Regions from separate parts of the Homo sapiens genome. Here region 2 is linked to region 1. Evidence: chromatin loops called from intact Hi-C (ENCODE). Cell type or tissue: IMR-90. All regions are shown on one strand. Links, peaks and the distances in the headings refer to the core of each region. The heading gives the core; the rest is flanking DNA. Region 1 overlaps DYRK1A (dual specificity tyrosine phosphorylation regulated kinase 1A). Region 2 overlaps VPS26C (VPS26 endosomal protein sorting factor C).

Region 1 (17,123 bases), core at 4,926-12,925:
TAAAACAACTTAGAAGTTAAGATTATGTGCTGCGGAAAACCAGATGACTTAAAGAGGATTTAATGACGACAAAGATGCTGATGTTAAAGATGGAGTAGGCTTTCCACTATATTGAGAAGGGCACCTTATCCAGACAGATTTTAATAAGTGAGATTGGTCTTATCTCTTTGCTTTTGGGACAGCTTTATATTCCTGAGTGTGCTGTGCTCAGCCAGATGTGATAATGTCAAAGCCGGTAGTGATTGTAGAGATGGTTATTCAGGGGTGGTCACCTTTTTTTTTTTTTTTTTTTCGTGCCCCAGCATACTTGAGCAGGTTAGGTTACATTCTGGCAAAAAACAGGCTCCCAGGACAATTCTTGGGAGATGGGGGAGGGAGAGAGTGGTGTATATATTTTGAAGAGGTCTTAACTACACAGTGATTCTACCCCTGTGTGTGAGGGCCTGGGCTCTTTGGACAGATGACATGTTTTTTCCAGTGTTATGGAGTTAACCTTAGAGCTGGGACCAGAACCCTGGACTTGCTCCTTGTGCCAGTTTTAATTTTCTCAGCCACACCCTTTTCTTTCCTTTTATTTTGTACCCTTTTTTCTTACTATTTTCAATAGAATTTTAAATGTCATATGTTTAATAAGATGGAAACTGCTGATATAAATCAAGAAGCAGTCTTTAAATTTTAAATAATGGTACATTTATGGAGACATTATCAACTAATTTAATTTCTTTTTCTGACTTTTTAAGTCACCTCTTTTTTCCAAGTCACCATGGCTTGGAACCGCTGAGTCATTCTTGAATCCAGCTGTCTCTTATCTGTCGTCCGTATTGAAACAGGTTTTGAAGTCCTGTCAGTCTGCTCTCAGAGTGTCTCTTCATGCATCTCCTTCCTTTCTTTTGCTGACAATTCCCTCCTTAAGGGCTCTCACCGTCCCGTGCTTGGGCTGGTGCAGTAAGCAACTGATAGATCTCTATTTGTGGTTCCTCCTGGTTCCAGTCCACCTTACACATTCGTTCTATCATTTAGCATTTGCCATTTGCCAGGTACCATTTTAAACATTAACTCTTTACTGTTCTTAGTACCTTGAGGTTTAAGTACTGTTATAAACCCATTCTGCAGATGGAAAGGGAGGTATGGATTTAATTGATTTGCCCAAAGCGACACAGAAGTTGGTAGCTAGCTAGTAAATGGCAAAATTGAATCCAGACTCCTTATGGTGTTAATTGCTATAGCTAAAGATGAAACTGGAGTTGTGCCACTCCTTGCACACTTTTATCTGTCACCCTCTTAGGCTGTTTTAGAAAATCCCATGTTTTAGCTTGCCATTCTGTTGACCCAGCCTGCCTTTCTAGCCTTAACTTACCCCTCTGTCTATATTCTATTTTCCAGCCAAATATGAGGTGACGTTTAAGCTGCTACTTGAAAGAGAAGTGGGAGTTAGGCAGAGCAGTAGGGGAATCATGTTTGGGGAAGAGTGAAGAGTGTACTTGAGAGAGTGTGGAGGTGCCTTGGAGGAGCTGGAGCCCAGAGGTGCCCCATGAGAACAACACAGGAGGCTGCAGGTGGAGGTGGGTGCCTGATTGTAGAATGCTTTCTAGTTGTCTTCCACAGGACATTTTTGGGAGCTATTCACAAGATTCATGGCTACCGTGCTCTAAAATTTGATGTGAAGTTCATTTTTCCTGGACTTCTTACTTAATTCCTCTGTCTTTTGGCCCAGCCACCCCTTTGCCAGTTTACACGGGTGATGAGCAGGCTGTTTGGAAAGAACGTCCTCGAGCAGGGTGCTGTTTCCTAACCCTGCGTCTTTTTCCCCTCTGAGATCAGTTTATCTTTATTCACTTGCAGGTGTTCAACAATCTTGTCTTTTATGGGGAATTTCTAATGTGTCTTGAGCACTTTCCCACCCTCCTATCTTGGAGGCATGGTTCAGAGTGGAAAAGGGCGCGGGCCCACCTACCTCTGGCCTTCCCACCTCAGCCACCATGCTTAGGGCCGTGGTGGAGTGCTTGACCTCTTTGTGTGTACAATGCAATACATGCTGGAATAATGCCACCTTATGCATAGGGCTTTTGTGGGTGTAAGGGCATACCGGAACAAGTTGGCATAGAATAAGAGTTCAGTGAATGTTGTCACTACTTTTTATTACTTTTTAATTGTGAAAAACTCACAGATTCTGTAATAAAGGGTCATAGAAACCTGCTTTATCCATACTATCATTACTGAGAATACTTTCTGGTTTGGAAAATTTGCTTGAGAGGTAAAAAGAAAATTTACTTACTTACTTACTTACTTACTTATTTATTTATTTATTTATTTATTTATTTATTTATTTATTTATTTAGTAGAGACAGAATCTCGCTCTGTTGCTCAGGCTGGAGTGCAGTAGCACGATCCTGGCTCACTGCAAACTGACTCCTGGGTTCAGGTGACTCTTGTCTCAGACTCCGGAGTAGCTGGGACTACAAATGCATGCCACCACACCTGGCTAATTTTTGTATCCCCCCCGCAAGACAGAGTCTCACTCTGTTGCCCAGACTGGAGTGCAGGGGCACGGACTCGGCTCACTGCAACCTCCACCTCCCGGGTTCAAGCTATTCTCCTGCCTCAGCCTCCCTAGCTGAGACCACAGGCGTGTACCACCATGATCGCCTAATTGTGTGTGTGTGTGTGTTTAGTAGAGGTGGGGTTTCGCCATGTTGACCAGTCTGGTCTCGAACTCCTCGCCTCAAGTGATCCGCCTGCCTCAGCCTCCCAAAGTGCTGGGATTACAGGCATGTGCCACCGCGGCTGGCCTTTTGTGTTTAACTTTTAAAGCGTCTCTGGTCAGATGAATATTTTGCCTTTTGGGTATTTTTAAATGGAAAATTTATGTAAATAATCAGTGTTTTAATTAGAATCACAAAGCCAAATGATTGCCTCATTGGATAATTTTAAGTATTATGCTGCAATTCAATATAGGTACCAAGTACTTAACTAGACTTAAAAATATCTTGTATGTTTAACAGCTGTTTAGCTAGAACTAAAAAAGAGCAAGTCCTCTATGTGTATGCTTCTCCCCTTTTCTCCCTGGGATGGGAGAAGGAAAAAGTTAATTTTTTTCCCCCTTGACTGCTGTTGCTGTGCCTGCTTTAGAAGAAGACAGAGGTAAAGATCAGGGAAGGCAACTTTGTTTCCAAAGAAACATTATGTGCCTGAAACTTAGTAACACCTTCAGACACTTCTTAAAATGGCTTGGTTATGGCATAGCTGAAGGTCTGAGGCTGTGGTAGGTAACCTTCTGCCTGTGTTGTATTCCTGGCCGCCTCTGTGTGTTCTGACCCTGCTCCTCTAGAGAGGAAAGCAGCTAAGCAGGCACCTTTCAACTTTTGAATGGCTTCATAGTATTACAGCATTTAGATGTGTTGTGCCATTCCCCCTCTTTTTGTACTTACGGGTTTCTTGGAAGACAGCTGTAATATGCCTGTAGGCACGCTAGACAAAGTTATGGTCAAGGGGGCGGTAGGGGAGGGCATCTGGGTAATTTACTGTGTGTGTGTGTGTGTGTGTGTGTGTGTGTGTGTGTGTACATATACATATGTATTATATTTTAAAAATTTTACATAACTAGTATTTCACTATCTTTTTGATTTTGAAAAAAATGAACTAAGTTGAACTTTAACCACCATTTATTAAAACATTTCTTTTAAGCTCTAAACAGAGGCTCCAGATCGTCTTTGAGGCACATTTCCTGTCCCCTGGCAACTCTGTGTGTAACGTTTCAAACCCAAGGCATTGTACAAGGGAGAGGAGTACTTTGGGTTTACATGGTTGAGGGTGATGATGAATCCTCTTATTTCATGTGTAAGAAGACCGGGTTATTTGTTGCCATGCCCCACACTGATGCTGGGGCCAAGGCAAGCAAAAGGGGACGCCTAAGTCCTAGCCTAATGTCTGTCTTCTGTAGAGCAAGCTGAACTTTCAAAGGTATTTCTCGTTTTACCTGTTTTGTAAATGAATATGCTAACTTTGCACGCCGCAGAGGAATGTGAGATATAGAGAGCAGGCCGAGGTCCATGGGGCTTCATAAAGGGCATTTTGAGCAGCTGGAGGCTTGTGGTTACCATGTCCAGGCTCTTCCCCTGCTCTCCTTAACTATCCTACAGATGCCTCTGACCTGGGAGGAAGGAAGAGAAGCCCTCATCTCCTGACTGAGAGTGGGAAGTGGCAGTCACTGAATGTGCTTGCCGTGTGACATTACTGCATGTCAGGCTGGCAGTTCACTGTTTTGTGTGTGGAGGACTGTTTCTGATGCTCTCTGCTATTTGCTAAGCCATAAATAAGGATATACCGTCTGACAACTACTATAATAGTATGAAGGACAGCTTTGAAATCAAGACGTCTGATAACCTTAAGCTGTGGTCACTGTCATTTTTCTCTTGAAAGATCCTGGACTCTCAGGATCTGGCTTACCATCTTTGATGGACAATCATTTTATTAGCTTGCTTGAAAGAATTAGTTCCTCTGTTATAATCACTGTAGTGTCAGTTGGAATGACTTGAGCCATTTTTGTAAAACTTGTGAAATCTTTATGTATTTATGAAAGTTAAACTTACTGAAGGCTGAATGACTGCAGTGAAAGTATGAATCCTTTAATTAAATAAGTGGTTAGCATTTATATAAGCAGTCTAATTAGGACCCCAAATATTTGTTCATTTTCTTTAGGGCTACTAACCTGGATGCCCGATGGAGTAATCATCACTGTCCTGTGTAGATCTTGTAGATTTTTGAAAGTACTTTCTGTCTCACAGTGGTGGTAGATTTTGTTTATTTAATTATTTAGGGGGCATGTTTTCAGTTTAGCCTGATTAGTTACCTGCTGAATAAATAATGTTATTCTAATACCCTGCTAGGAAGAAATTTATGTAATTGAAATTCTGATTTCTATGTAACGTTCTGTTTTCGTATTGAGACATGATACTGCCTGACAGGGCTGCTTCAGCAGCTGTCATCTGGTTTGTTGTTTCTTGTGTTGTTATATGGATTCTGCTAGCCTAAAAGGCATTCTTCTCTGTGTCTCTGCAGGGCTGTCCAGTGAGTCATCTAAAATTAAACTTTGATCAGAAATAAGTTTCGTTTTTTTCCCGCAAAGGACTGGAGTGAGTGGGCTTGAGAATACTTGTATGCAAATTAAAAATATATATATTCATAAATATTTGGGAGCATTAGGTCAAGTGCCAATTAAGTCAGGAAGGATCCTGCAGCCATAGTCATGAAGATAAACTTTTTAAATTGCATTTGCTCAAACTTAAACATGTTTGTGAGTATTTTGTATAAGCGACCATTATTTCAGTTGCTATGTTAGATTTGTTGCTTTCTTTAGCATGGATTTTTTTTTTTTGGTAAAGTGTTAGTTTTTAATGTTTCAAAAGATTTTTTTTGCAGTCATTTAAAATCAATTGTCAGTTAATACCTAAAATTCGGCAGATTGTATGTTTTATTTATTGCAACATGTTGAGAATCTTTTGTTTCCTGTTGACATTTTAAAAATCTCCTAATGGCAGATTGATTTGTCTGTGCTCTTTTTGTATTATTAAGTCAGGCAGCAGATACTTAGAGAGCTTCTGCTGTTTTAAGCCATGGGGAGGCAGTAGCGAACAAAAGGGGTGGGGGAGTCTTGCGGCGTTCACATCTCAGAAATGTTACTGCGCTATGAGGGAGACTTTGGCCTCTAATCCACTGTTAGCCACTAGCCTCCAGTCAAAGTTAGAGAACCACCGGTCTTCATTCTTTTCATTAAGTGGTTGGACTTGTCTAAAAAGGTTTAATTTCACCTCCAGACTTTGTCTTGAGACATTGCGTGTCTTTGTTTACCTGTCTTTTGTTTCCAAACGTCCCTACGCTCATTCCTAGATTTAATTAAGGGCTCAAAGACTGCTCAATACCTTGTTTTGTACTAAGTAGGGAAGAATTTTAATTTAAATAGGTTTCATTACTGATTATTAATTTAAAATTTATGGGCACTACAAGAAAAACTATTTCTCTACCTGGAATTTTCATGACTGCCAATAACTTAGTACTAGGTGGTATTATCTGCTTTATTCATTCTTATTATTTAAAATATTTTATAACTTTAGGATATTAAAGAAAATATAAATTTACCCATATTATATGTTATCCTCTGTACAATATGATAATTTATGGAATCCAGCAGCTATATGTTGGATTACTATTTTAATCTTTTCTGTCTTCCAGATGGTATTACCAAAAATAAATCCTTGGCCTCCTATTTCAGCTGTAAGAATTTGGCTTACCTTTTGTAATCAAGAGTGGTAAGGGCCCTTTTACTGTAGGGTTAAGTAAGATTTTCTGTTATTTAGTTGTTGAGGATAGTACAGTTCCTAAAAAATGATACGTGCTTGTTAAATACAGAATGAATGAAAAGCACACATCTGCATATTAGTCTTAAAGTTTTAAGATGATTATTTTTGATTTTCAAATATAGGTAGTATTTCATTTTATTTAAGTTATACATTTATTTAAATTATCTAAGTTATAATAAAATGGCAAAACCACAACTACTTTTACACCAACCGAATACTTACATTTATTTCTCCTGTCCTTTGTGCTGTGATTGTTTTATTTATATGTAATAAACTCCACAATGTTATTTTTGCTTTGAACAGTCAGTTGGCTTTCAAAAATATTAAGAAAAAATGTCTTTTATATTTATCTACATACATATTTACATTTCTGGTGCTCTTTATTCCTTTGTGTGAATCTCAGTTTCTGTCTGGAATCATTTTCCTTCTGTGAACTTGTGTGAACATTTTTTGAGGGCGGATCTACTGTTGACAAATTCTTTCACTTTCATGGGTCTGAAAAAGTATTTTGCCTTCGTTTTTGAAGGGTGTTCTCACCGGATATAGATTTGTAGGTTAAAGGTCTTTTTTATTTTCATCATTTAAAGATGTTTTATTTTCTTCTGGCGGTGCACATGGTTTCTGGTGAGAAAGTGGTGACTCCCCTATATGGAAACAGGTGTTTTTGTCTCTGGCTGCTTTTACAATTTTTTTCTTCATCATTGGTTTTCAGCAGTTTGGTTGAGTTGCCTCAGTGTGATTTTTGTGTGACTTTTTCCTTTTTTTTTTTTTTTTAAACTTGTTTTCAGTTTGGTTAATTTATATTGCTTTGTTTTTCCATTCACTTATCTTTTCTTCTGCGGTGTCTGAACTGCTATTAGGTCCGTTCAGTGAATTTTTCATTTGAGTTATTTTGTTTCTCATTTTTAGAATTTCCATTTAGTTCCTTTTCGTAGATTCTATTTCTCTATTAAGATTCACTATTCCCTTATTTTGTCCATGTTTTCCTTTATATTTTAAAACATTCATAATAGTGGTTTTGGTCTGCTAACTTCACTCTTTCTGTCATTTCTGAGTCTTAAATGGATTTTTTCCTCCCGAATACAGACCACATTTTCTTGCTTCTTGCTGTGCCTAGTGAATTGGGCTGGCTATGGGGATGAGGAATGCTGGCCCGTGAGTGTTTGGATTTTGTTGTTCTCTTTAAAGAGTGTTGAATGTCGTCCTGGCAGGCTGTTAATTCACTTGCAGACCATCTTGATCCTTTGAGGTTTGTTTCAGTCTCTGTTAGAACAGGGGCCAGCCTTTACTGTAGGGCTGGATTAGCCCTAGCCCTAAATGTGGATTTTCTGGGGTCTCTGTTGAATGTCTGTGGGTTTCTCCACTGTAGCCTGTTTGAACACTCAATGTCTTACAGTCTTGTGTGAATTTTAGTAGTTATTCAGTTCACAGTTCCCTGGTAGTTGTTCTGTGCCTGGCTTCATGGTCCTTCTCCCAGTGCTTGTGCAGCTTAGCATTTGGCCAAAGAGTCAAGGAGAACCCTATGTACGGATTGATGGAGCTCCTTCTCTTTTTGTTACCTGCTGCACAAATTCCAGCCAATTCAGTGGCCTTGAACTCTTCCTTCTGTCTCTGCAGCACAGTGAGATTGCTGTGTTCTGTTTGGGCTCCCCCTTCCTATATTGTACCCTGGAAAGTGCCTCTAGATAGGAAACCAGGGGGATTGTAGGGCTCACCAAGAGTGATTTCTTTTTTCAGTCATCACGATTCTGCACTGCCTGTTGTCCAGTGTTTGAAAACGGTTATTTCGTATGTTTTGACTAGTTCTTTAGTTGTTTATGATGAATGAGGGAGTCTGGTACCAGGTACTCTACAAAGGTCATAAGTGGAAATCTGATAATACAAATTCCTAAGGGTAACATGTTTTTATCCATAACCCATTGTTACTAACAATTTTAATATATAGATTCAGTTAATCTTTCATGCTGAAAAACCTGAGATTTTATTTACGTCTTATATGAGCAATTTCATTGTGTTTCTAGATAATTGAGTATGCTCTTTTGGCTAGTGGGTTGACAAGCTTGTGTGTGCATGTGTGTGTGTGTGTGTTTAATGTTGGCACGTGTGTGTGTGTGTGTGTGTGTGTGTGTGTATCCTGTAGTAACACATATTGGCCACTAGAGGGTAATAAGAAAGCAGTTCATTTGTTCTTATTGGCTCACTGTTACTAAATAGTCCTTATCATTAGACTTTTTGCATAGTCACAGTCATTGCTTACTTTCACTTTAATATATATTTATTTAACACCTTCTGTGGAGCCAGGCACTGCACTGTGTGCTTGGGATATAAAAATGAGTAAGAGCAGTTGACTGAGCAATAGCTGTAGCCTGTGCTATAAGACTTTTCTCTGCTTTTGATTCAAGAACCCCTCATTTAAAAAATACTACATTCATCCTTACCTCCCGTGCAGTCCCCTCCCTCCCTCTCTCAATGATTTCTTCACAGTCTAAATATTCCTGATGGATTCAGTTCATTCCTTTATTGCACAGATATTTATTGAATGCAGGCCATGTGCCAGGCACTGTTCTTGGTGCTGATGATAAAATCGTGAACAAAGCTTACTCATGGACTTTCGTTCACTTACCCTCTTAATCATGTGCCTTTATTTCCGGCCATCATTAGAGGTGCAATTCATTTTGGATGTGCCTTGTTGCTAGGGACCTCGTGGGTTTTTGCCCACATAAGCTTGGTTGCCCTCCTCATTTCTTAGTGGATTCTGTCTTAGAACCTCAGCCTCATAAGTTTCCACATTTAGATGCTATAGTTTTAATTAAATTATTTTCATTTACTTTTTGTTCTTTAATATTGTTCTTTGATTTAACTGTTTCTCTTTAAAATCTACTATCAATTAATACTGTCACAGGAATGGTCCCCTGTTAACACATTACTAACAAAGAAATTCAGGTTAGGTAAGAATAACATTCAGATCTACAAGTAGAGCTACGTGTGGGTTATGTATCAGAGATGATGGCTTCTGATACTTGTTATTTTTACTTTTTTGTTTTTAAACTTAGGGTCTTTTCTCATGCTTTTTGTATTTGCTGTTTCCTCTGTGTTTACCACTATCTTTTTGAATCTTATGTCCCAGTCTTTGAGATGTGTTGTTTATGAAATATTTCTCTGTAGAATCAGTGCTGATCCATACTGGTAATATGGTCTCTAGTTATTATAGTTCCTTGCTAGAACATAGTAACGTGGCTGAAGTAAGAAAGCTGCTTCATTTTTCTTTTAGTAAAATATTGAATTTTTCCCAAGTTTAGCAAAGTTACAGAAACATGCTCATGGTAAAAATGATCCATACAGTTCAGAAGCACGTAAAGACAGAACTCCACATGCATGATTTTCTCCAACATGCTTTCCATACTGTTTGACAGCAGTTGAAAATACTTTGGAACTGCACTCCAAATGATGATTTTAGATAGCTTTGAATTATTTGTTAAGTTCATCATTAAATTATAACATTATCTGATGTTAAAACATGTATTGTGATACATTCTTAAGCTAAGATATTATTATACTGAGTTGAATAAAGATTATATAATACGGTAGATAGTAGGTTGAACCATATGAAATTACTGTTTTTGTAAGCCAAGGGTAGTCAGAAATCTATCAGCAGTTTCATATGGTTCCGCATAATACTTTATATGATCATCCCTGTTACAGGATGAACTGAGTCATTTTTTCCATTAACATTTGCATTAAAATTTTAGGAAGATAGAAACTTAAGAGTAAAAACATGGGTAATTTGCTTAATTATGAAATCAGGTTAACTAGAAATACGCATATTAGTTTTGTCCCCTTGGAATCTTATCATAGGAAAGGAATGAATGAATGGATAACTTAAATACTTTTTGGTGTTGCAGGAGGAAATTAAACTTAGGTTTATTCTGAATTTCATACACAGCAGTCGAGTTAAGAAAGGAGACAATGAGCATGTGGCAAGCACACCTCGTTTATATACCATGTTTACCAGCAGTCCTCCTGTACTGGTGGCTTAATCTTTCTTCACTTTCACTAAATAACTGATAATGTCACTAACTAGTTATGATAGGTGTTATAATACATAGCTAAAAAGGTACCAGAAGTGAAAAAGTTTTTTCTTGCCAATTCACATTCAGATCATCCACAGCAAATTCCAAAAAGAACATCAGATTCTTTGTCACCTAGCATATCACCGTTATGCATGGGAATGTGTATTATTCTCCCTAAAAAAAGTTTCAACTTTATAACTAGAAAAGTAAATCTATTGGGGAAAAAAAACCCTCTAGTGTATTGTTTAGATAGACTATAACTTATTTTTGGATTATCCACTACTTGAATTAGTTGGAGAACAGCTTTCTTTTATTAAGGTGACCAATGCTTTTCAAAATAGTATTGGCATCATCTGATGACTTGTTAGAAATGTTGACCCTTGGCCAGGCATGGTGGCTCATGCCTGTAATCCTAGCACTTTGGGAGGCCAAAGTGAGTGGATCACCTGAGGTCAGGAGTTCAAGACCAGCCTGGCCAACATGGTGAAACTCTGTCTCTACTAAAAATACAAAAATTAGCTATGGGTGGTGGCGGGTGCCTGTAATCCCAGCTAGTTGGGAGGCTGAGGCAGGAGAATTGCTTGACCCTAGGAGACAAAGGTGGCAGTGAGCCAAGAGTGCACCACTGCCCTCCAGCCTGGGTAACAGCGCAAGACTCTGTCTCAGAAAAAAAAAAGGAAATGTTGACTTTCAAGCTCTACTGAATCAGAACCGTCATTTTTAAAAAGATTGAAAAACAATTTGCAGGCACATTAAAGTCCAAGAAGTGCTGTTACAGATTATGAATGGCATTGTCACCTCCGCAAGACAGTGCTGATGCAGCCCCTCAGTAAGTGCTTGTTGAATTTAATGCATATAATTCACTCAATCTAGATTCAAAAAATGAAACAAGTATTTCAGGAGGGTAGTGATAACAGCAGTAATCAAGGGAACTACCTGTTTCTTTGTAATTCTTTCATAGCTATCTGGATGTCACAGAATTACCCATCTTTCCTTCCAGATGCATCTTTCAGTCTGATTCTATCCATGCTGGATGGTCATTTGGATGTCTTGTGAATACAGTAGATATACACACATATGTGTATGGATGAGAGAGCAACAGAATTAAAACAGAAATCAACATAGTGGATGAGTTTAGGGAGTAATTAGATTTTGATTAGTCAAGGATGCATAATCTTTTGTAATATTGTAATATATAAGGTAACTAAAAAATAAAAATATGGGGAGATGATATAAAAAATTCCAGCAAAAGATAAGAAAGGAAAAGGAACATAAAACAGTTGGAACAAATAGATTGTTAGTGTTCATTTATAGATACAGCTCAACCACATACTCTTTACAAGAGATAAACCTAAAATACAAGGAAACAGAAGAAGGTAAAGGTAAAAAGATGGACAAAAGACATACCATACAAAAATTGATGCAGAGAAGGCTTGGTGTAGTCAGACTGATAACAGATAAAGCAAAAAGCTTTACTAGAAATAAAGAGGGCAGTTTATGATGATAAAAGGTATTATTCATCAGGAAGGCATAACAACCCTGAATTTGTATTATCCAGTATAACACTTTAAGTAGGAGATTTTTAATACATTGTTGTTGGTAACTGATAGAACAAGATGAGACCAAAATTTAAAAAAAAATACCTATATAAGACAGCATACTTAATAAAATTAAACCTTTGATGAGGCGGACCATGAAGAAAGAGAAGACCTCATTAACCAATGTTGAGGTGAAGAGGATATCACAAAAGCTTATGAGAAGATATTATAAAAACTTGATGTCAGTCCATTTGAAATTTAGATGAAGTTATACTATTAGAAAACTACAACTTAACAGACACAGCAGAAAATAGAAAATCTGAATAGTCCTATTAAACATGATCCTTAGTGGAAAGAGCTACCCACTAGTTTTGAAGTCTTTGGGATTTACAAAAGAAAAAAAAAAAAAAACAAAACAAAAAAACGGAAACTATCCACAAGCAAAACTCCTGGTCCAGAAGGTTTCACCAGTGAATCTACCACACACGCATAAAATCATGACCAAATCGCATTCCAGAAATGGAAAATCTTTTTTTGTTTGTTTTCACAGGATCTTGCCCTGGGCTAGAGTGCAAGTGGTGCAATCATGGCTCACTGCACCCTCCTCCTCCTGGGCCCAGGTGATCCTCTAACCTCAGCCTCCTGAGTAACTGGGACCATAGGCATGTGCCACCACACCCTACTAATGTTTTAATTTTTTTGTAGAGATGGGGTCTCACTATGTTGTCTAGGCTGGTCTCAAACTCCTGGGCTCAAGTGATTTTCCCACCTTGGCCTCCAGATTGCTGGGATTACTGGTGGGAACCACCATGCTTGGCTCAAGGAAAGTCGTTTATCATTTCAAAAATCAATCAGCGTCATTCACCACATCAACAGAGTAAATCAGAAAGGTCATCTCATTTCAGTAGATACAGAAAGAGCATTTAATAAAAGTCAGCATCTATTCATGAGGAAAAGGTCTTAGAAAACTAGCAGTAGAAGGAAACTTTGTTAATCTGGGAATAGTATCTGTTAAAAACCTGCAGCAACCATAATACTGGAGAAATGTTGAAAGCTTTCTTTCTAAGAAAGCTGTATTTCCAAGATTGAGAATATGTGAGAGTAGTGTCTGTTACCTCCTTTTTAAATCATCACTGTACTAAAGGTCCCAGCAAGTAGAATAAGGCAAGGGAAAGAATAAGGATTGGAAAAGAAAAATAAAATTGTTCAGATGCTCACTAGCCACATGTGGCTATTTGCTACATTACTGATACAGGTAAATCCATCATTGCGGAAAATTCTGTTGGGCACCACCATTCTATAGAGATCAATGCAATTTCAATTTCAACATCCCAACATGGATTTGTTTTGGTGGATTTGATGAGGTGAATCAGGAACTTACATGGAATAGCCAAACTTACTTACTTTTTTTTTCTTTTAGAGGTAAGGTCTCTGTTACCCAGGCTGGAGCACATACAGTGGCACAATCATAACTCACTGCAGCCTTGAAATCTTGGGCTCAGGCAGTCCTCCCACCCGAGCCTCCTGAGTAATTGGAACTACAGGTGTGCGTCACCATGCCTGGCTTTTTTTTTTTCTTACAGAGATGAGGTGGTGGTGTGTTTCCCAGGCTGGTCTCAGACTCTCGGGCTCAAGTGATTCCCGCCTTGGCCTCCCAAAGCCCTGCAATTACAGGCATGAGCCCCTGCGCCTGGCCTGCCAAAACATTCTTGAAGAAGAACAGAATTTCCTGTTGGATCTTAAAATTTTTAAAGCTATTGTAATTTAGGTAGTGTCCAGTTCTTGAACAGAGACCTAGGTAGGTAAGTCTGTATCCAGTAGAACAGAATAGGCAGTCCAAAACTAGATCCAAGCATAAAGGGAAATGTGATTTATGATAAGGATGGGGTTACAGAGCAGTGGAGAATGTTTGTCTTTTAAATAATTGGTTAAGGATCAATTGGATGTTAATTTGGAGGGGGAAATGAAACTTGATTCCTATTTTACACAGAAGTCAAATGCAAATGGATTTTGCATTTAGATGTGAGAGAGAAAGCCCAGTGTTTAGAAGGTAATAGATTTTTTTCATGACTTTGATATAAGGAAAAATTTCTTAGATTCCAAAAGTATAGTACTAATTGTAAAGCAAAAGTTGATAAAATTAAGAACTTTTATTCATCAAAGTATACCATTAAGAGGGTGACAAGGCAAGCTGCCTGTAACCAATAGGGGCTCGATCATATTCAGAATATGGATTTTTAAAAATCCTAGAAATTTGTAAGAAATGGGCTTACAATTCAGTAGAAAAAATAGAAAAGCAACCTGAATGTACATTTCACGATGTGATGTATAAGTGGCCAATAGACATGCAAAAATGCTCAGAGTAACTAGGAAAATGCAAATTAAAAACCACATTGGAGTACCACAGCACAAATACACTTAGCATAATGGCTGAAATTAGACTGATGATTGCATGCCATAGTGAAGGAGTGGAGCGTGAGAATTTTTCATAAACTGCTAGTGGATAAATTGATTGGAACAAAAAAAGACCAGAAAAACAACAGGACAGCATCTCTGTGTATACCAAACGATGCATAACAAGAAGCTTACAAGTGGCAGTGTTCATAGTAGCCCCAAACTGGAAATAATCCAGGTGTCGGTCAGTAGTAGAATGGATAAATTATCATTTGTCCATATTGTTGTAAAGCAAGGTAATGGACAAACTGCAGTTTATAGGCATAAGATGAAGTAAACAATTCTACTCTATTACATTAGTTTGTACTTGCCCTGCTATAAATAAATACCTGAGACTGGGCAATTTATAAAGAAAGGAGGTTTAGTTGGCTCATGGTTCTTTCTTCAGGCTGTACAGGAAGCATGAAAGCCTCTGGGGAGGCTTCAGGAAGACTTTCAATCATGGCAGAAGGCGTTGGAGAAGCAGGCATGTCTTACATGGCCTGCAAAGTCAGGCAAAAGGGGGAGGTGCCACACAGTTTTAAACAGCCTTTTTTCGTGAGAACTCTTATCACGAGGATAGCACTAGGGGGGATGGTGCTAAACCATTAGAAACCACCCTCCTAATCCAATAACCTCCTACCGGGGCCCTCCTCCAATATTGGGGATTACAGTTCGACATGAGAATTAGGCAGGGACACAGATCCAAACTGTATCACCTGCTTATATGAAAACATCACGCCTGTAATCCCAGCACTTTGGGAGGCTGAGGCGGGTGGATCACGAGGTCAGGAGATCGAGACCATCCTGGCTAACATGGTGAAACCCTGTCTCTACTAAAAATACAAAAAATTAGCCAGCGTGGTGGTGGGCACCTGTAGTCCCAGCTCCTCGGGAGGCTGAGGCAGGAGAATGGCGTGAACCTGGGAGGCGGAGCTTGCAGTGAGCCGAGATTGTGCCACTGCACTCCAGCCTGGGTGACAGAGCGAGACTCTGTCTCAAAAATAAATAAATAAAAACAAATCGGGTTTTGGAGGTCAGGATAGTAGTAACTTTTGAGGAAGAGGAAGGAGGTGTTGGTTAGAAAGGGTCATAGAGTGGTGTGGTGGGTTTCTGGGATGCTGGCCATTTTTTCCCCGTTTCGTGACACAGATTGATTTTATGATAGTAATTTAAGCTTTGTGCTAATGATTTTTATCCTCTTTTCTACAATATTGCATTGAATAAGTTTAAACATAGTATATAACAGTGACATAGATAATAAAAACAGAAGCTAACATTTTTATAAAAAGTGTTTGGTGTGTGTCACAGGTTTCATTCTGTGTGCCTGTTGGTGGTATCTCATTTAAACTTTGTAACAAGGAATAGGGTCAGTATAGTAATACCTCTGCTTCATAGATAGGGAATCTAAGGCTTTGAATGGTTAAGAAATTTGCCAGTCACAGCCTTAGTCTTTTACTGTTTATAAGAACTTTTTATATATTAAGGACCTCAATTCTTTTTATTTATATTCCTTCCTACCTTTTTCTTTTTAATGTTCAGATTTAAAAGCCCTCATCACCCCCAGTATTTGAATTTAGATTTTCAATGTTTTGCTTTTACAAACAACACCAGGATAAACATGCTTGGCATCTTTGTGCACATCATTGATTATTGCCTTAGTGTAAGTTTGTAGAAGTTCTTTTAAAAAGTGAACAAGGTTGTTTTACAGAATTGAATTGAATGAAAGTATTTTTGACTATGAATGATGAAATGTTTAGAAAAGTTGGCCATCTTTCACCACAGTTGTACTATCCTTTTACTTATTTAATAAACATTATTAATCATGTAGATTGGGAAAGTTAAGGACCTCACTGTAATGGGGAGAGACAGAAGAGAATCTAAAGTCTGAAAGCAATGCTAGGGGCAGTTGACATTCCAGCTTCAGCAGGGGTAGAGGACTTGAGATTTGTATTTTAGAAAGGTCACTTTAGCCATGTTATTGAGTAGATCCAGAATTGAAAATAGAATAAAGACAGCTATTAGGAATCTGTTTTGGTAATCTTAAGTGTTATATGTGGTGATGTAGATGAAAAGGTTGTGTTTGAGTATTCTGTTAGGAGAGGGAATGAGCAAGATTGGGCAGCTGTAAGGGAAGAACTCTAACATGACTGCCAGAGTGTTGAGTCTCGTTGACTGCGTAGGAAATGGTGTCATTCCCTGTGGTGGAAAGTAGAGGTGGAACTTATGTTTGGGGAGCTTTGTTCTCTTTGTTTTGCAGAGTGTGTGCCACATTCAGGTAGAGATGGTATGCTCCACAAGGTGGGCACTGGCCCCATGAGCCTTTACTGCACATTGACTGTGCATTACTCTACAGTACTTGCAGATAACATTGGGCCATTTATTAATTGCCAGAGCTGTTCTGAGTATGTTGTATGTACTAAAGCACTAAACCTTCATAACAACCTTTTCAGGTAGGTATTATTATCATTATCAGGATATTAGGTATGCATGGCCATACAGCTGGTCACCGGTAGTGCTGGGATCTCCAACCCCAGCAACCTGGCTGAGAGTCTGTGCCCTTCACTGTTGGACCACCATTATTGTGTGTCTTGAAAATGGTAGAAGTCGGAAGTATTTTGCTACTGAGCGTTATGGTCGGTTGTGTTGTGGCTGTTAGCTGGTTCATTCAGGAGGACAGGCACAAGTATTTTGAATCTAGTCATTCTTGTTGACCAAGGTTTTAG
Region 2 (8,000 bases), core at 1-8,000, 210 kb before region 1:
ACTTAACAGAAGTAAACAACGACGAATACTATAAGTAACTAAGATCAGGTAGTAGCGGGAAGAAAGGGAAAAGGAAAGAGGAAATATGCTAATTTACCATTGTTCACAGTAGGAAATTAATAAATAATGTCTAAAATGTGAAGATTCAGGTACAATAAAAAGTTGCAAGGGTAACAGTTAAAACAAAAATAAAACTCCAGATGACTAGAAAATCATACAAACAACTAAAGCAAACAAGACAGACTGTAAAAAGATGTTTCAAAAGCTACTTAAAAACACATTCCCCCCAACCAAGCAGGAATGACAGAATTAATGCCAAACGTATGTCATATTAACAAATGAGCCAAATTAATGCCTATTCAAAAACAGACATGAATATTCCATTACAAGGCAAAACCCAATTTTATGTTGTATGACAGAGAAGCACCTAAAATGGCAGGGGTGGATTTGGAGAGGATAAAAAAGAAAGGATAAACAAAGGCAAAGAAAGAAGGCATGGATTGTCACCTTAATATCAGACAATGCTGAATTCCGAGAATGAAGGATTAAACAAGACAAAGGGGACTTTACAATTCTAAAGGAGCAACTCACAATAAAGACTTGTGAGGCCAGGTGTGGTGGCTCATGCCTGCAATTCTAGCACTTTGGGAGGCCGAGGCAGGAGGATTGTTTGAGCCCAGGAGTTTGAGACCAGCCTAGGCAGCATAGCGAGACCCTGTCTCTAAAAAAAGAAAAAGACGTGGTATTATTATCTGCAGATCAAACAGTGTCCACACTTGTAAAGCAAAAACTACAGGGAATAGATTTAAGGAGAAACTGAGTAAAACAAATTCGTTGTGGGAGACATTAATTTACAGATCATGACCAATAGAGTAGACAGAAAGAAACAAGGATACAGAAGACCTACGTCACATATCAACAGGGTATAATGAACTGGCATACATAGATCTCTATACCCTGAAAACAGAGAATATGCTCTTTTCAGTGTCCATGATATACTTTTAAAAACTGGCCAAACTGATCCCTTAATAAGTCCAATAGGTCTTTCTTCTGGGGGTGGGGGGAGGGGGGGAACAAAGCAAATTATTAAATAATCTAATCAAAAAAGAAAAACACAAATATCCAAAATAAGAAATAAGAGCAGAAATACTAGAAAAATGGAGGTAATTAAAAGATAATATTCAACACTATTCAACTGTATATAAGTAAATTTGAAAAGCTGACTAAGTGAATTATTTTTCTGGGAAAATATAATTTATCCAAAATCACTCCAAGGGAGACATGAAATCCAAGCAAATCAATCATCATAGAAAAAATAAAGTTCTAAATAAGGCCCCCAAACCCGACAGCTTCACAGGAGATCATTCCCTGAATTTTTCTGTGTGAAGAACAGAAAATTCCACTATAAAACTATTAGAAAGCAACGAACTTAAAAAAAAAAAAAAAGCCAACATAACAATGACAGCAAAATAAGACAAAAGTCTACACACTCAGAGAGAGAGACAGGAGAGAGAAGAGAGAAAACTAGATTATTCTCATTTGTAAATACCAGTGCAAAGGTCCTAAATAAAATATTAGCAAATGCAATCCAGTAGCAACTTAAAACAACACTATACATAACCAAGTAGAATTCAGTCAAGGAATATAAGCATAGTTTAATAATGAGAAAACTGGTAATACAACTCATATTAATAGCTATTAAGAGAAAAATTATATATAGTCATCTCCATAGATGCTGAAAAGGCATTTGAAAAAATTTATGCATTCTTGATAAAATTCTTAGTAAAATAATAGAAGGATGACCAAATATATCTACCTTACCCCAAAGCCAGCATCAAACTTAATGAGAAAACAAGATATCATCCATTTAAGTCAGGAATAAAAGAAGGATGTCCACTATCACCACAATTAACGTTCTGCAAGTACTAGTTAATACAATAAAACTAGAGAGAGAAAGAGGTAATTCAAAGGCAGGAGGTAAAATGATCACTACTTGCACAATGAGTGTATACCTGAAGAAACCCAAGGGAATCCACTGAAAAACTACTATCAACATGAAGAGAGTTTCAGAAAAGATGACAGCTGGGTACAAAATTAACACAGAGAACCCAATAGGTATCACATATAAACCAACAACTAGTGAGAAGATACAATGGAAGAAATGGCCTTATTTTCAAAAGGAACAAAAAGTTAAAATATTATAAGTCAATTTCACAGGAAATGTCTAAAACTCCCAGATGACAAAACTTAAAACATGCCTGAAAGCCACAAAAGAAAATTTGAAGAAATGGCCAACCATGCCAGATTTTGAATGGGAAAGATTTAATGCCCTTAACAAATCTACTTTCCCAGAAGTTGGTTTATAAAGGCAACCTAATCTTAAAAGAAAATAACACCACAATTGTTTTTCTTTTTTGAGGGGGAGATGGCGGGAGTGGGAGGGATACACTAGACAAGCTGATTCTGAAGTTTATATGCAATGATAAATCTGAAAAGAAGGAAATTGGAGAAACTAGCCCTGTGAGATATTACAACGCTGCTATAATTTACAAAGTGTCATACAGCACACATGTTCAGGCTGAAAGATCAACAGAACAAAAGTCTAGAAATAGACCCAGACAGTATGGGAAGCTAATGTTTGATAAAGGTAGCATTTAAAATCCTTAGGGAAGAGAGGGAATATTCAATAAGTGATACTGGGAAACTGGCCAGAGAACTCAACCAAAAAAAATTAAGTTGGGCCGGGCAGGGTGGCTCACGCCTGTAATCCCAGCACTTTGGGAGGCTGAGGCAGGCGGATCACCTGAGATCAGGAGTTCAAGACCAACTTGGCCAACATGGTGAAACACCTTCTCTACTAAAAATACAAAAAATTAGCCAGGCATGATGATACATGCCTATAGTCCCAGCTACTTGGGAGGCTGAGGCAGGAGAATCACTTGAACTCAAGAGGTGGAGGTTGCAGTGAGCTGAGATCACGCCACTGCACTCCTGCCTGGGTGATAGAGTAAGACTCTCTCTTAAAAAAAAAAAAAAATCAAGTTGGACCATACTGAAACTTTTTGTGTATGACAAATGTAGCAAATACTTAAATGTAAAAACTGAAATAATAAAAGTTTTGGACAAAACCATAGAGAATAATTTTTTTCACATCTAAGTGGGAAAGGCCTTTCTATGAATGCCTCAAAACTCTGAATAAATATGGCCACAAATATGACTATGAACAATACCACTATATAAATGATAAACTAGGTAAAATACCTACAACTTAATATAACAAATTAGCAAAGGGCTGATTTCCCTAATATTTTAAGAATGCCTAAAAGAAATCAATGAAAGGCTGGGCGCGGTGCTCACGCCTGTAATCCCAGCACTTTGGGAGGCCGAGGTGGGTGGATCAGGAGGTGAGGAGTTCAAGACCAGCCTGGCCAAGATGTTGAAACCCCATCTCTACCAAAAATATAAAAATTAGTCGGGTGTGGTGGTGCACGCCTGTAATCCCAGCTACTCGGGAGGCTGAGGCAGAAGAATTACTTGAACCCGGGAGGCGGAGACTGCAGTGAGCCGAGATCACACCACTGCACTCCAGCCTGGGCAACAGAGTGAGACTCCATTTCAAAAAAAAAAAAAAAAAGACATCGATGAAAAAGATAACTCAGAAGAAAAATGAAAAAAAAAAGGGCAAATGATCTGAACAAAGAGCTCACAGAAAAGGGAATGCAGATTGTTCCTAAACACAGAAAAATATGCTCAATTTCAACAAAAATATGATAAATAGCAATTAAAACAAAGATAAAAAAATGTCATTACATTGTGTTGCCAGAGGGGAGGCAATAAGCCTTCTCTGCATTGCTGGGGATAACCTGAAATGTTGCAACCTCGTGCCGGCTATTTGGCAAGACCAAAAACATTTTACAAACACATGGGCCCAGCAGATACATTTGCAGATGTGAGATGACTTATGAACATAGTTATTCACTGCAACACTGTTTGTAAATAACAAAAGATGGTCGACAAACTAAATTCCAACAATAGGAAAATTGTGAGTTTTCTTTCAACAATGTGGAGATCATTTACACTAGTACATATGGGGATGCAGGGCTAGTTTCCTTCATTTATCTTAAGAACTGACTCCTTATTGCATATGAATCAGCATGTCCAGTCTACGCCCCCTCACTCCCATACATTCTACTTTTTTTTAAAATTTAAGCTGTATATTGCACCATTTGTGAAAAAGAGGAAGAAAAAGCACATTTGTACATATTTACTTGTAGATGCATACAGTATCTTTGGAAGGAATCACAAGAAATTGATAGCTGTGGTTGCCCCACAGGAGAAGCCCTTGATGAATAGGGTGGGTGAGGCAGGGGGTATCGATCTTGAAATTCATGAATGTTGAACCCTGTGAATTGATTACCTATTATAATGAATCCATTTTTAAATAAAACAAAATCCCAGAGTGGGTAGCCTTTAGACCTCAATGTACAAAGTTCTAAGCCTCTTAAATTTTGATAACCTATAGGCCTAATAGTCTCTCCTCAGGAAAAGATCTGAAGATTGTGTGTTAAAAAGTCACATTTCTTTGGGTTAGTTCTTATTTTGGACTTGAACACAACTGCTAGAAAAGTAAAAGCCTCTCAACGCCTCAGCCATTCTCTCTGCAATGCTTTTCCTTTCCAATGGTCCTGGCAGTGGGATGCACCATGACAGCCCATCTTCGTTCCCCACAGTCGTGTGCATATATCTGAACAAGGCCTTCCCTCCTAAACCACCTGAGATTCTGCCATCCCATTTGGTCTAAAGATCCGGTACACCTATAGTGAGATGCCTTTTTATTTACCAATGAGGACCAAATGCACTAAGTAGTGAACTAACATGAAAACAAAACACCAAGGTAAGTTACTGAGCTGGGTGGGAAAACATGAGTGAGACAATTAATTGCTTGTTGAAACACTCTACCCTTTCTTAGTAGCACTGAGAGACCCATTTTGATTAGAAAGCGGAAATCAGAAACATTAAAGAGATTTCAATGTGTTAGGTATCCCCATCTCCACTATTTTATGTAACTGTTTCCATCTTGTCTGAAAAAACAGGATAAACAATCCTCAGATAGTTCTCCACATGGTAAGTAATGGCCAGTATTATGTGAAATTTACTGAAGTTCCAGGAAAGAGAATTTTGCATGGAATACACTATCTCCAAACTATCATTTAAACTGAGATACTCCAATGCAGTTCATTTCCTGGTACAGAAACAAACAAACAAACAAACAAACTAAGACAATGCCACTCAGCAACCCCATTCCTAGATTTTAAAACCCAAGTGAAATGAAAGCTATGTTCACACAAAAATCATGCCCAAGTGCTTCTGGGAGCTTTATTCATCATCACCCAAACGTCTTCTACAGGTGAATAGATGAACAAACTGTGATACATCTATGCAAGGGTGGACAACTCGGCCATCAAAACGAATGAACTATTAACACACAACCTGGATGAATCCGAACGAAATGCATTACGCTAATGATAAAGCCAGATTCAAAGGCTACAAAGCACATAATCATATTTATGCCAGTTACGTGACATTCTGGAAAAAGCAAACTATAGGGACTGAAAACAGGGGCTACAAAGGAGCACAGGGGAATTTGGGGGGTGTCAGATCTGTTCCATATCTTGAATTGTGGGTGGCTACAGTCTCAAGGAACTTTATACTGAAAAGAGTCATCTACTGTTTGTAATTATACCTGTTTTTAAAAAACACAGAAATTATCACGTATAGGAGGAAATAGTTATATTACTTTCTGGACAATTGAGTCATATTCTAAAATTGATTAATGTTTAAGTAAAATCTACAAAAGTTAGTTCACTAGCAATGAAACTGTAACAAAATAACAAGATATCAATTTACATGGCTTACATACATGTGCTGCCAATATAGAGAAATAATACCATCATTTGACAACTTTTTTGGCATGCTTGCTGTATCAGACACTGTTTTAGGCACTTGGACATGGCAGGGAACACAACAGGTGAAGCCCATGCTCTGGGGGCTTATGTTTTAGTATCACATTCTGGGGCAGAACCAACATGGTAAAACATAGCTGGTTCCTTCTACGTATGGTATAGTATACACACAGGCGTCAATACTAAGTAAAATGGGCTGACAAAAAGCATACTGTCCAATAGTGTGATGTGAAACTTCAAAATCTGAAACTTTCTTGAGAGCCTGGAAAAGAAACTGAAGCCACTGAACAAAAGTTTAAAAGAAAGGGAAAAATACTATTCATAAAAAGTAAACATTAATAAAAGTAAGTATATGCAGGATCTTTAGCAGCAGAGTATTAAATTCTAATCATGGTGTGTTGCGTGGCTTCAGGAGTTAGATAGCACATATTAACAAAATTATGTTAATAGAGACTACCTGATTTCAGATTTCAATAGGATGGAGCATCCCTAGTCTGAAAATCTGAAATCTGAAACGTTCCAAAGTCCAAAGCTTTCTGGGCACTGACATGACATTCAAAGAAGACCCTCACTGGAGCATTTCGGATTCTGGATTTTTGGATTAGGGATGCTCAACCATTAAATATCTACAAATACTCCAAATCTGAAAAAATTCCAAAATCCAAAACACCTCTAGTCCCAAGCATTTCGGATAAGGACTATTCAAGAAATAACATTCCAACTTGTAGGTTTACAAAGTTGACATTCGTTTGGAACTACTGGCATAAGTGCATGTAAAGACTCCAGACTATAAACCAAACATTTAGGAGGGCTCCAATTACAAAGGAGCCTGGAATTGGCATAATTACAGGCCAAAGTAATGACCGTGGAACACAGGGAGTCCGCCAAAGAAAATGCTCTGTAGAGCCAGCCCACACTTATATATGAACAACCAAAGAGCCAGCAGATTGAAATCCCAGAGTGAAATCATGTATGAATCACGATAGTGCAGCATTCAAATCCAAGCCAGGATGCAGGCAAACTTCAGAGTAGAGGACAAGAGATGAGTCTAGCAGCAAATGAGGCTAACAGCCTAAAGGGCCCTTGTTAGAAAGCAAGAGCACGGTTAGGTGGGGTGGCTCGCACTGTAATCCCAACCCACTTTGGGAGGCTAGGATGGGAGGATCACCTGAAACCAGGAGTTTAAGGCTGCAGTGAGCTATGATTGTGCCACTGTGCTCCAGCCTGCGTAACAGTGCAAGACCCCATCTCTAAAACAAGTAAGTAAAGAAAGAAAGAGCTCAGGCTGGGTGCGGTGGCTCACGCCTGTAATCCCAGCACTTTGGGAGGCTGGGGCAGGGGAATCACCTAAGGTCACAAGTTCAAGACCAGCCTGGCCAGCATGATGAAACCCCATCTCTACTAAAAATACAAAAAATAGCCAGGCATGGTGGCGGGCACCTGTAATCCCAGCTACTTGGGAGGCTGCGGCAGGAGAATTGCTTGAACCAGGAGGCAGAGGCTGCAGTGAGCTGAGACATTGCATTCTGCCTGGGTGACAAGAGCAAAACTCTGTCTAGAAAAAAAAAATAAATAAAAGAAAAGAAAAAAAGAGCTCAGCAAAAAGAGCACTGTAGGGTAGATCACGTGTTAATTAAGCAGTACGGAACAGGGTCTCTGCTTCAGGTTAATCCAGGGTAGGCTCTGGGGACAGATCACCTAAGGCTGCTCTATGAAACTACTGTGAGATGCAGAGAATGTCATGTGGTTAATTCTGGGCACTGTTCATGGGGCAGCAGAGGAGAAGGGGCAGAAGACATTCTTTTGTATTAGTTGCATTTTCTTAGCAAGTAAAAATATATATTTTCAATTTACAAAATGGTTTTTTAAAATCTGAAACACACGGTCAAACTATCATGACTGTATTTTTTTTAGATTAGAAAAAGCTTAGTTTTTTTCCTGATGATTACTGAAGAATGGGATTTCTGCCCATCGGTTCCTAATTTTCCATTGACAGGACTGCTTGCTGCTCCTTTCCCAAAGGTGAAGATTTGGGTT

Evidence for each region. Peaks named below come from ENCODE experiments on the same cell type or tissue, not always from the same donor. Only the 100,000 strongest peaks of a DNase experiment are listed, where the experiment ranks them.
Region 2: a loop joins it to region 1, with 5 times the contacts of the local background. A loop is called at or near these places in 30 of 110 quality-filtered maps.

Annotation. Positions count from the first base shown.
Region 1 is chr21:37,454,747-37,471,869 of GRCh38, forward strand. The region is part of intron 2 of DYRK1A (dual specificity tyrosine phosphorylation regulated kinase 1A); the gene reads left to right. Among named protein-coding and RNA genes, the nearest start is that of KCNJ6-AS1, 55 kb to the right of the region's middle. RefSeq lists enhancers at 2,093-2,606, 2,607-3,118 and a silencer at 8,513-8,562. In IMR-90, for the core only: CTCF peaks have their summits at 5,614 and 8,519 (motif pointing right); DNase peaks (open chromatin) are centred at 5,045, 8,585 and 8,915; H3K4me3 peaks cover 379 bases.
Region 2 is chr21:37,247,283-37,255,282 of GRCh38, forward strand. The region is part of intron 1 of VPS26C (VPS26 endosomal protein sorting factor C); the gene reads right to left. Among named protein-coding and RNA genes, the nearest start is that of VPS26C, 16 kb to the right of the region's middle. In IMR-90, for the core only: a CTCF peak has its summit at 3,849; DNase peaks (open chromatin) are centred at 3,899 and 6,859; H3K27ac peaks cover 494 bases.